Linked DNA regions of Homo sapiens: region 2 is linked to region 1. A link is a loop called in an ENCODE intact Hi-C map of the cell type or tissue named here. Cell type or tissue: pancreas. All regions are shown on one strand. Region 1 overlaps IQCK (IQ motif containing K). Region 2 overlaps GPRC5B (G protein-coupled receptor class C group 5 member B).

Region 1 (4,000 bases):
AGTGCCTGTCAACTTGAGTGTTGAGTCCCTTTGGGATCTGATGGGTGGATGGACATCTGTCCTCTGGGGCAGCTTCCTCCTGTGACTGTTACTTCCACTCTTGCTTCTTTTATTTATTTATTTTTTTTTTTGAGATGGAGTTTCACTCTTGCTGCCCAGGCTAGAGTGCAATGGTGTGATCTCAGCTCACTGTAGCCGCCACCTCCTGAGTTCAAGCAATTATCCTGCCTCAGCCTTCCAAGTAGCTGGGATTACAGGCGCCCGCCACCACGCCTGGCTACTTTTTTGTATTTTTAGTAGAAACGGGATTTCACCATGTTGGCCAGGCTGGCTTTGAACTCCTGACCTCAGATGATCCATCTGCTTTGGCTTCCCGAAGTGCTGGGATTACAGGCGTGAGTTTCTTGCTTCTTGAGTGAGGCTTCATCCCTGGTGTTTTGGATATGTTTACAAACGTCTCATCCACAGCTGGTCCTTCTTTTCTCTATCAGGGGTTTCTGCCTTGTCGTTTATAGGTGTCTCAGGAGGGAAGGGAGACAAAGATCTGTGCTCAGCGTACCCCCTTGAACCTTAAAGTCTGATGCAGAATTTTATTCCTTCATAAGGTTATACCAGAAAATGCAATTATTTAAGCTGTTTAAATGAATTGCCTCCCCTCCCCTGTCTGCCTCCAGGTTGCGCCAGTAGAGGAAATGCTTTTTCATGGCTTCAGTGCAGAGCACTATTTTCCGGTTTCCCATTTCACCATGATCTCACGTACACCCTGTCCTCAAGATAAATCGGAAACAATCAACCCAAAAACATGTGAGTAAGAGAGATGCCATCTTTTATAATTTGGGGCTTTTAACATTGCAGAACCACAGGGTGGGTATGGAGGCGGACAGATGGACCTCAGGGAGACCACATACATAAGAAAGAATGTGTTCTTGTTTTATTTTTAAGAGACATGTCCTTTATTTCACTGATTTATCTTTAAGGTTAAAAATGTAATAAAGATAATAAGTAACAAAAAGCATACTTTGATTTTACATTAAATAAAAAGTAGGAAAAGAGAACAGTAAACACATGTAGCCGGCTGTGATGGCTCATGCCTGTAATATCAGCACTTTGAGAGACCAAGGCAGGAGGATTGCTTGAGCCCAGGGAGACCCCATCTCTACATCTCTACAAAAAATTTAAAAAAAAAATTATCACTGGATGCAGTGGCTCATGCCTATAATCCCAGCACTTTGGGAGGCTGAGGCAGGAGGATCACTTGAGGTCAGGAATTCGATACCAGCCTGGCCAACATGGTGAAACCCTGTCTCTACTAAAAATACAAAAATTAGCTGGGCATGGTGGCAGGAGAATCTCTTGAACCTGGGAGGCGGAGGTTGCAGTGAGCTAAGATCGTGCCACTGCACTCCAGCCTGGGCAACAGACTAAGACTCCATCACAAAAAAAAAAAAAAAAAAAATTATCCAGGCATGGTGGTGCACACTGATAACCCTAGCTACTTGGGAGGCTGAGGCAGGAGAATCGCTTGCACTCGGGAAGCGGAGGTTGCAGTGAGCTGAGATCGCACCACTGCGTTCCAGCCTGGGTGACAGAGCGAGAAAAAAAAAAAAATTAGCTGGGTGTGGTGGCAGGTACTTGCAGTCTCAGCTATTTGGGAGGCTAAGGTGGGAAGATTGCTTGAGCCTGAGAGGTCCAGGATGCAGTGAGCTATGATTGTGCCACTGCACTCCAGCCTGGGCGACAGAGTGAGACTCTGTCTCAAAAAAAAAAAAAAAAAGTAAAAAGTAGAAGAAAACATCATCATGCTTCCCTGCTTTGTGTGTGGAAGCAGGGGTGTATACTGCAGATCTGAGTCGTAGTTCCTTGGGCCCTCCCTGGTACCAGACCCTCTCCTACTGGTTTGTTCTGTGCCTTCTGCATGCCTTGGGCCTTGGCTAACGACTGCCTTTATTACTGTGACCCTAAGCCCTTACCCATTATACTCTGACTCCCAATTCCTCTCTGCTCCCATTTCCTACCACACTCCCCTTGTTTTTGTCCCTCCGGCCACACTGGGCCCCTTGCTATTCCTGCTTTGGGGCCATAACAAGCTGGTGGACCTGGCCTTATGTAGGATACTTCCTACATCTTCACCAGACTATAGAGGCTCAGAGGGACATTTTAAGTTACTTTAGTTATACAGCCCAGCTCTGTAGTCTGGAGCAAAATATAACATCTAAGATCATGTGATTGAATGGACAGTACCTTTTTCTGGCTCAAAAGTAAACATTTCTCCCAGATTGGCTCGGGCCACTGGGGATTTGCAGGGGGAATTTTTGTTTGTTTGTTTTAGGTTCTCCCAAAGAATATTTGGAAACTTTCATCTTTCCTGTTCTGCTTCCCGGAATGGCTAGCCTGCTTCACCAAGCGAAGAAAGAAAAATGTTTTGAGGTCAGTTGTTTGGCAGGATTTCTTTATTTTGAGATTCTCAATCATTCATTATTATCAGATGATAGCTCATTATCTTGGTACCATCAGGTTGTTCTCCAGATGACCCCTTCGGGAGGGAAAGCCTGTGTTTGGGGTCACTTACCCAGTTCCAGCCACACCATCTAGTTGTGCACATACATGCGCTGCCATCTGTCTGGCCACTTGGACTCCGGAGAGCTTTTCCGCCTTGCTTGGCCTCCTGCCTGCCCTTCTCCTGTGCAGTTTGGCATCCACCAGGTTTCTTGGGTCTTCAGCTTCTGTTTATTACATGCACTGATTAAAGCTCTCCTTGGCCGGGCACGGTGGCCCATGCCTATAATCCCAGCACTTTGGGAAGCTGAGGTGGGAGGATCACTTGATGCCAGGAGCTCAAGACCACTGGGCAACATAGTGAGACCCCCATCTCTAAAAAAAATTTTTTTTTAAATTAGCTAGGTGTGGTGGCGCATACCTGTAGCCTCAGCTACTCAAGAGGCTGAGGCAGGAAGGCCCCTTGAGGCCCAAAGTTTGAGGTTGCAGTGATCCATGATCACGTCACTGCACTCCAGCCTGGGCAATAGCAAGACCCTCAACTCAAAAAAAAAATCCCACAGAACTCTGCTTACTTCTTACTTGGCTCTAGATTGATTGTTCCCCCTGGCATCTCTCTACTCCATGCCAACTGTCATGAATGTAAACTGCTCGCAGAGAGTCTTGGAACACAGTAAGTGCTCAGTAAATAACATTAACATCACACTGCAGAGAATCAGCTTCTCTGCAGGGAAGTTTTAGTTTAGTATCTTTTTTCTTTTTGAGACAGGGTCTTGCTCTGTTTTCAGGCTGGGGTGCAGTGGCGTAATCATGGCACACTGCAGCCTCAACCTCCAGGGCTCAGTTGATCCTCCCACCTCAGCTTCCTGAGCAGCTGGGACTACGGGTATGCACCACCACGCCTGACTGATTGATTGATTGATTGATTGATTGTAGATACTGGGCAAAAACTCAGTGAACTCGGTAGAAACCGAGTTCCGATGCTGGCCTACACCCACGCGGATACCCTTAGAGGCTCCCTCTTTTCCGTAGTTCACGGGATACTTTGGGTGTATGTGTTCCCTGCACAGTTTTGAATTCTAGAATTTTGGATGATCCAGATGAAGAGAGTAAAATTACAACATTTATTATTGACCAGGCACTCGCTCTGTGCCAGGCACTTTGCTGAGTGCTGCATCTTCCATTATTGCAGTTGCTCTCCCCAGCCATGTGAGCTTCCTTCTATTATTATTATCTGCACTCTGCAGAGGAGAAAATGGAGGGACACAGAGGCCTGAAATGTGATCAAGGGTGAATGGCAGAGTTAGGACTCAAATCCAGATTAAATGATTCAAAATGATACTAAAGGCCGGGCACAGTGGCTCATGCCCATAATCCCAGCACTTTGGGAGGCCAAGGCAGAAGGATTGTCTGAGCCCAGGAGTTCGAGACCAGCCTGGGCAACAAAGTGAGACCCGGTATTTACAAAAAAAAAAAAAAAAAGAAAAAGAAAATTAGCCAGGCA
Region 2 (4,000 bases), 140 kb after region 1:
GGGAGCCAGGGAATTAATGTTACTATCCTATATAGCAGCTGGGTCAGGTGCAATAGAGAGCGGTAGAGAGTGCGGTGAACAGAAAAGTGGATTCCCATCTAAAGGGCAGCCACAAGTCCAGGAGGGGCCAGAGGCAGGGCCCTTCCAGTGCACATGGGCTCAAGTCAGTTTCAGACCATTGCAGCCTGGTGGAAATGTTGGTCCAGTGTTGCCAGATTTGACTTTGCAAAAGAAGCCAGAAACCTGTATTTTTAAAATAAATTGGCTGGCAATTGGTAGGGAAAAAAAAAAAGCTTAATAAAAATCCATATCTGAGGCTGAGCATAGTGGCTCATGCCAGAGTTTTGGGAGGCTGAGGCGGGAGGATCATTTGAGCCCCGGAGTTTGAGACCTGCCTGGGCCACATAATGAGACCCTGTCTCTAAAAAGAATAAAAAAAGTAGCTGGACATGGTGGCGTATGCATGCAGTTCCAGCTACTCAGGAGGCTGAGTTGGGAGGATTGCTTTAGCCAGGAGTTCGAGGCTGCAGTGAGCTATGATCACACTGTTGCACTCAGCCTGGGCAACAGAACAAGACCCTGTCTCAAAAAAAAAAAAAAAAAAAGAAAGAAAGAAAAAAACAAAAAACAAAAAACCCAAACCCTGCTGGGCGTGGTGGCTCACTCCTGTAATCCCAGCACTTTGGGAGGCCGAGGTGGGCATATCAGCTGAGGTCAGGAGTTCAAGACCAAGCTGGCCAATATGGTGAAACCCCATCTCTACTAAAAATACAAAAATTAGCTGGGCGTGGTGGCACACGCCTATAGTCCCAGCTACTTGGGAGGCTGAGACAGCAGAATCACTTGAACCCAGGAGGCGGAGGTTGCAGTGAGCTGAGATTGCACCATTGTGCTCCAGCCTGGGTGACAAGAGCGAAAATCTGTCTCAAACAAACAGACAAACAAACAACCCAAACCCATATCTGGGTCAGTTTCAGCCCAGGAGTCAACATTTGTGGGTTCTGATCTGCTAGGACTGCCCCAGGTACTGGGACCGCCCATCCCCACTGAAGAGGAAGAAGAGTATCTTTTGAGATGAATGGTCCCCCGGCCTGACCCAGCCGGGTGGTGCCCACTTTACCTGCATTGTGTTCATCCATGGAGAAGGCCTTGTTCTCCATATAGGCCCGCGGCAGCTGCACGTCCTCCTCGAAGGCCGTCTCCCGCATCCTGGGCTGCGACGTGTCGAAGTAGTTGGGCGTGTTCTCCTGCAGGGCTGGCAGAAGGGTGCAGTGGATCTCAGGGATGGCGTGGAAGATGACGAAGACCCAGCCGCTGGCCGCCAGCGTGATGGCCAAGGTGGGGTCGTTCCAGGCATCCCCCTGCTGCAGCTTGACATTGCCGAAGAGGTACATGGTCATCCAGGCCACCCAGATGAGCACAGAGAGGAAGGCTGTGATGAGGAGGAAGGCCCCGTTCAGCTTCCACCTCTTGAACTTGCCGCACAGAGTGAAGAGGGCCAGCCCCAGGGTGACCACAAGCAGTACCATGTCGTAGATGAGGGCCATCACAAAGTCCATGGGCTCGTAGGCGCAGGCTGGCCTTGTGTCACGCAGCACGGTGAGCACCAGCCACTCCACAGCGATGATGACTTGCACCAGCATCAGGCACAGCGCCAGGCCCACCAGCTGCCAGCCCGCGGGGCCCGTGCCATGCCGCACCAGCCTCCGCACGCGCCATGCCTGGCTCAGCAGGCAGGAGAAGCAGAGCGCAAAGAGGACGCCCCAGAGGAAGCGGCGGACAGAGCAGATGGTCTCGTCCTCCTGGATGATGAAGGCAAACGTCAGCCCAAAGAGGCCCAGGGTCCCCAGGAGGAACAGAAAGTGGAGGCCCACAGGGCTCTTCTTCTCCTTCTCCTTGATGAAGGGCAGCCGCACCAGGAGGATGAGCATCAGGAGCAGTGTGATCAGGGCGCCCGCCCCGGCCACCGCCTCCACCACAATGCCCCAGATGGCGTCCAGGTCGCACAGGGACACGTACTGAGGGAGGAGGTCCAGCCCACAGCCTCGGGATGTGCTGGCGTTTTCAGAGGCCACCGAGGTGATCACGAAGAGCAGGAGGAAGGTGAGCACCTGGTGAGCTCTCATCTTTCTCTCTGATGCCACGAACATTCTAGAAAAGCCAAGAGGGGAATGGTTGGGGGGAAGGAAAGATGAATTCATTGGAAGACTCCCCCTCTCCTGACTTCTTGAAGAAGACTCGCCTCATTTCAAACCTGCAAGCGCACACGGCACCTTTGCACACATAGGAAAACGTGCTCCTTTCCTCAGGCACGGAGGTTTTGGGACCCATCTGTACCCTTGGCTGGGTGCAGTGAAGAACCGTGAATCATCATCACTGGTGGCTGAAGGACAGGGTAGGAGGGAGGCCAACTTCTCTGTATACCCTTTTGTATTCTTTGAATTGGATACTCTGTGCCACATCTGACCTCTTGAAAAATAAGAGGAAGGCTGGGCGTGGTGGCTCATGCTTGTAATCCCAGCAGTTTGGGAGGCAGAGGCGGGCGGATCACGAGGTCAGGAGTTCAAGACCAGCCTGGCCAACACAGTAAAACACCGTCTCTACTAAAAAATACAAAAATTAGCTGGGCATGGTGGCGGGCGCCTGTAATCCCAGCTACTTGGGAGGCTGAGGCAGCAGAATTGCTTGAACCTGGGAGGCGAAGGTTGCAGTGAGCTGAGCTCGTGCCACTAAACTCCAGCTTGGGCGACAGAGCTAGACTCCGTCTCCAAAAAAAAAAAAAAAAACCAAAGAAAGAAAAATAAGGGGAAAAAAATGAAACTTTAAAGACACAGCCACAGGCCAAGTGCTGCACTGGGAGAATGAGTGGCACACATTACCTGGTCTCAGCCTCTCGAGGCTAACAGCTAACAGCCAGGAATTGGACACATCCAGTCCTCACAATGCCCTGTGAGACAGCTCCTATTAGGACCTCCATCTTACAGGTGACAATACAGAGTCTCCAGGAGGTGACAACCTTTGCACAAGGTCACACAACTCAACTCCTGGGTGCGACCTCACTCCGCGGGCTCCCAGCATTTCTTTCCTTTTTTGTTTTTATTTGAGACGGAGTCTGTCTGTCGCCCAGGCTGGAGTGCAGTGGCGCAATCGGAGGCTCACTACAGCCTCTGATTCCCCAGGTTCAAACGATTCTCCTGCCTCAGCCTCCTGAGTAGCTGGGATTACAGGCGTGCGCCACCACGCCTGGCTAAATTTTTTTGTATTTCTAGTAGAGACTAGGTTTCACCATGTTGGCCAGGCTGGTCTCGAACTCCTGACCTCAGGTGATCCACCCGCCTCGGCCTCCCAAAGTGCTGGAATCCCAGCATTTCAAATGTAGTAAACACAAAAGCAGCTGTCTTCCTTGGTTCCAGGCTGCGTCTCTCCCTCACCTCCCACGCTCGCTCTCTAGAACATCTCTGGAGGATTCCCCAGAGTGCCTCTCTCCCTGGGAAACCTGCAGAATTCTCCCTGCTGCCCTCTCTCTTGCCCATATACGAGCTGGAGTCCACACAGCAGCCTCAGCGATGGGCCTAACCCAAGTCTCCTCTTGCCCCTCTGCTCCCTCTGCCTGGCCACTCCTCCTCCCAGTGCTGAGCTCAGCTCTGATGCCATCAACTCAGACTTGGCCAAGGTCACACCCCAGTCCTCTCCACCACAGCCTCTGGTCTAATCACGTCTGTCATTTTTTGGCTGTTTACTTTGTTTCTGCCTTCCCTTCCTCCTGTCCTCCCATCCTCACTTCCTCCATTGCAAGACGTGGCAGGGCAGGGACATGGTCTCTCTTGTTCACCGGCAGACAAGGCTCCTTCAGTCTTGGCACGACTGACATTTGGGCTGGGTTGTTCTCTGTCATGGGGGACTGTGCGTTGCAGGATGCTTAGCAGCATCGCTGGGTTCTACCCACTGGATACCGGTAGCACGTCCCCTCCTCCAACTGTGACAACCCAAAATGTCTCTA

Evidence for each region. Hi-C counts contacts between places; a loop is a spot of excess contacts. Peaks named below come from ENCODE experiments on the same cell type or tissue, not always from the same donor. Only the 100,000 strongest peaks of a DNase experiment are listed, where the experiment ranks them.
Region 2: a loop joins it to region 1, with 2.1 times the contacts of the local background. A loop is called at or near these places in 7 of 110 quality-filtered maps.

Annotation. Positions count from the first base shown.
Region 1 is chr16:19,733,024-19,737,023 of GRCh38, forward strand. It overlaps IQCK (IQ motif containing K), which reads left to right. Exons shown (of 9, transcript NM_153208.3): 3 at 675-804; 4 at 2,330-2,427. Among named protein-coding and RNA genes, the nearest start is that of IQCK, 17 kb to the left of the region's middle. In pancreas, no CTCF peak of the experiment used is centred here; no DNase peak of the experiment used is centred here.
Region 2 is chr16:19,870,696-19,874,695 of GRCh38, forward strand. GPRC5B (G protein-coupled receptor class C group 5 member B) reads right to left here. Exons shown (of 4, transcript NM_016235.3): 2 at 1,121-2,151. The coding sequence starts at 2,150. Among named protein-coding and RNA genes, the nearest start is that of GPRC5B, 12 kb to the right of the region's middle. RefSeq lists an enhancer at 1,487-1,987. In pancreas, no CTCF peak of the experiment used is centred here; a DNase peak (open chromatin) is centred at 1,644.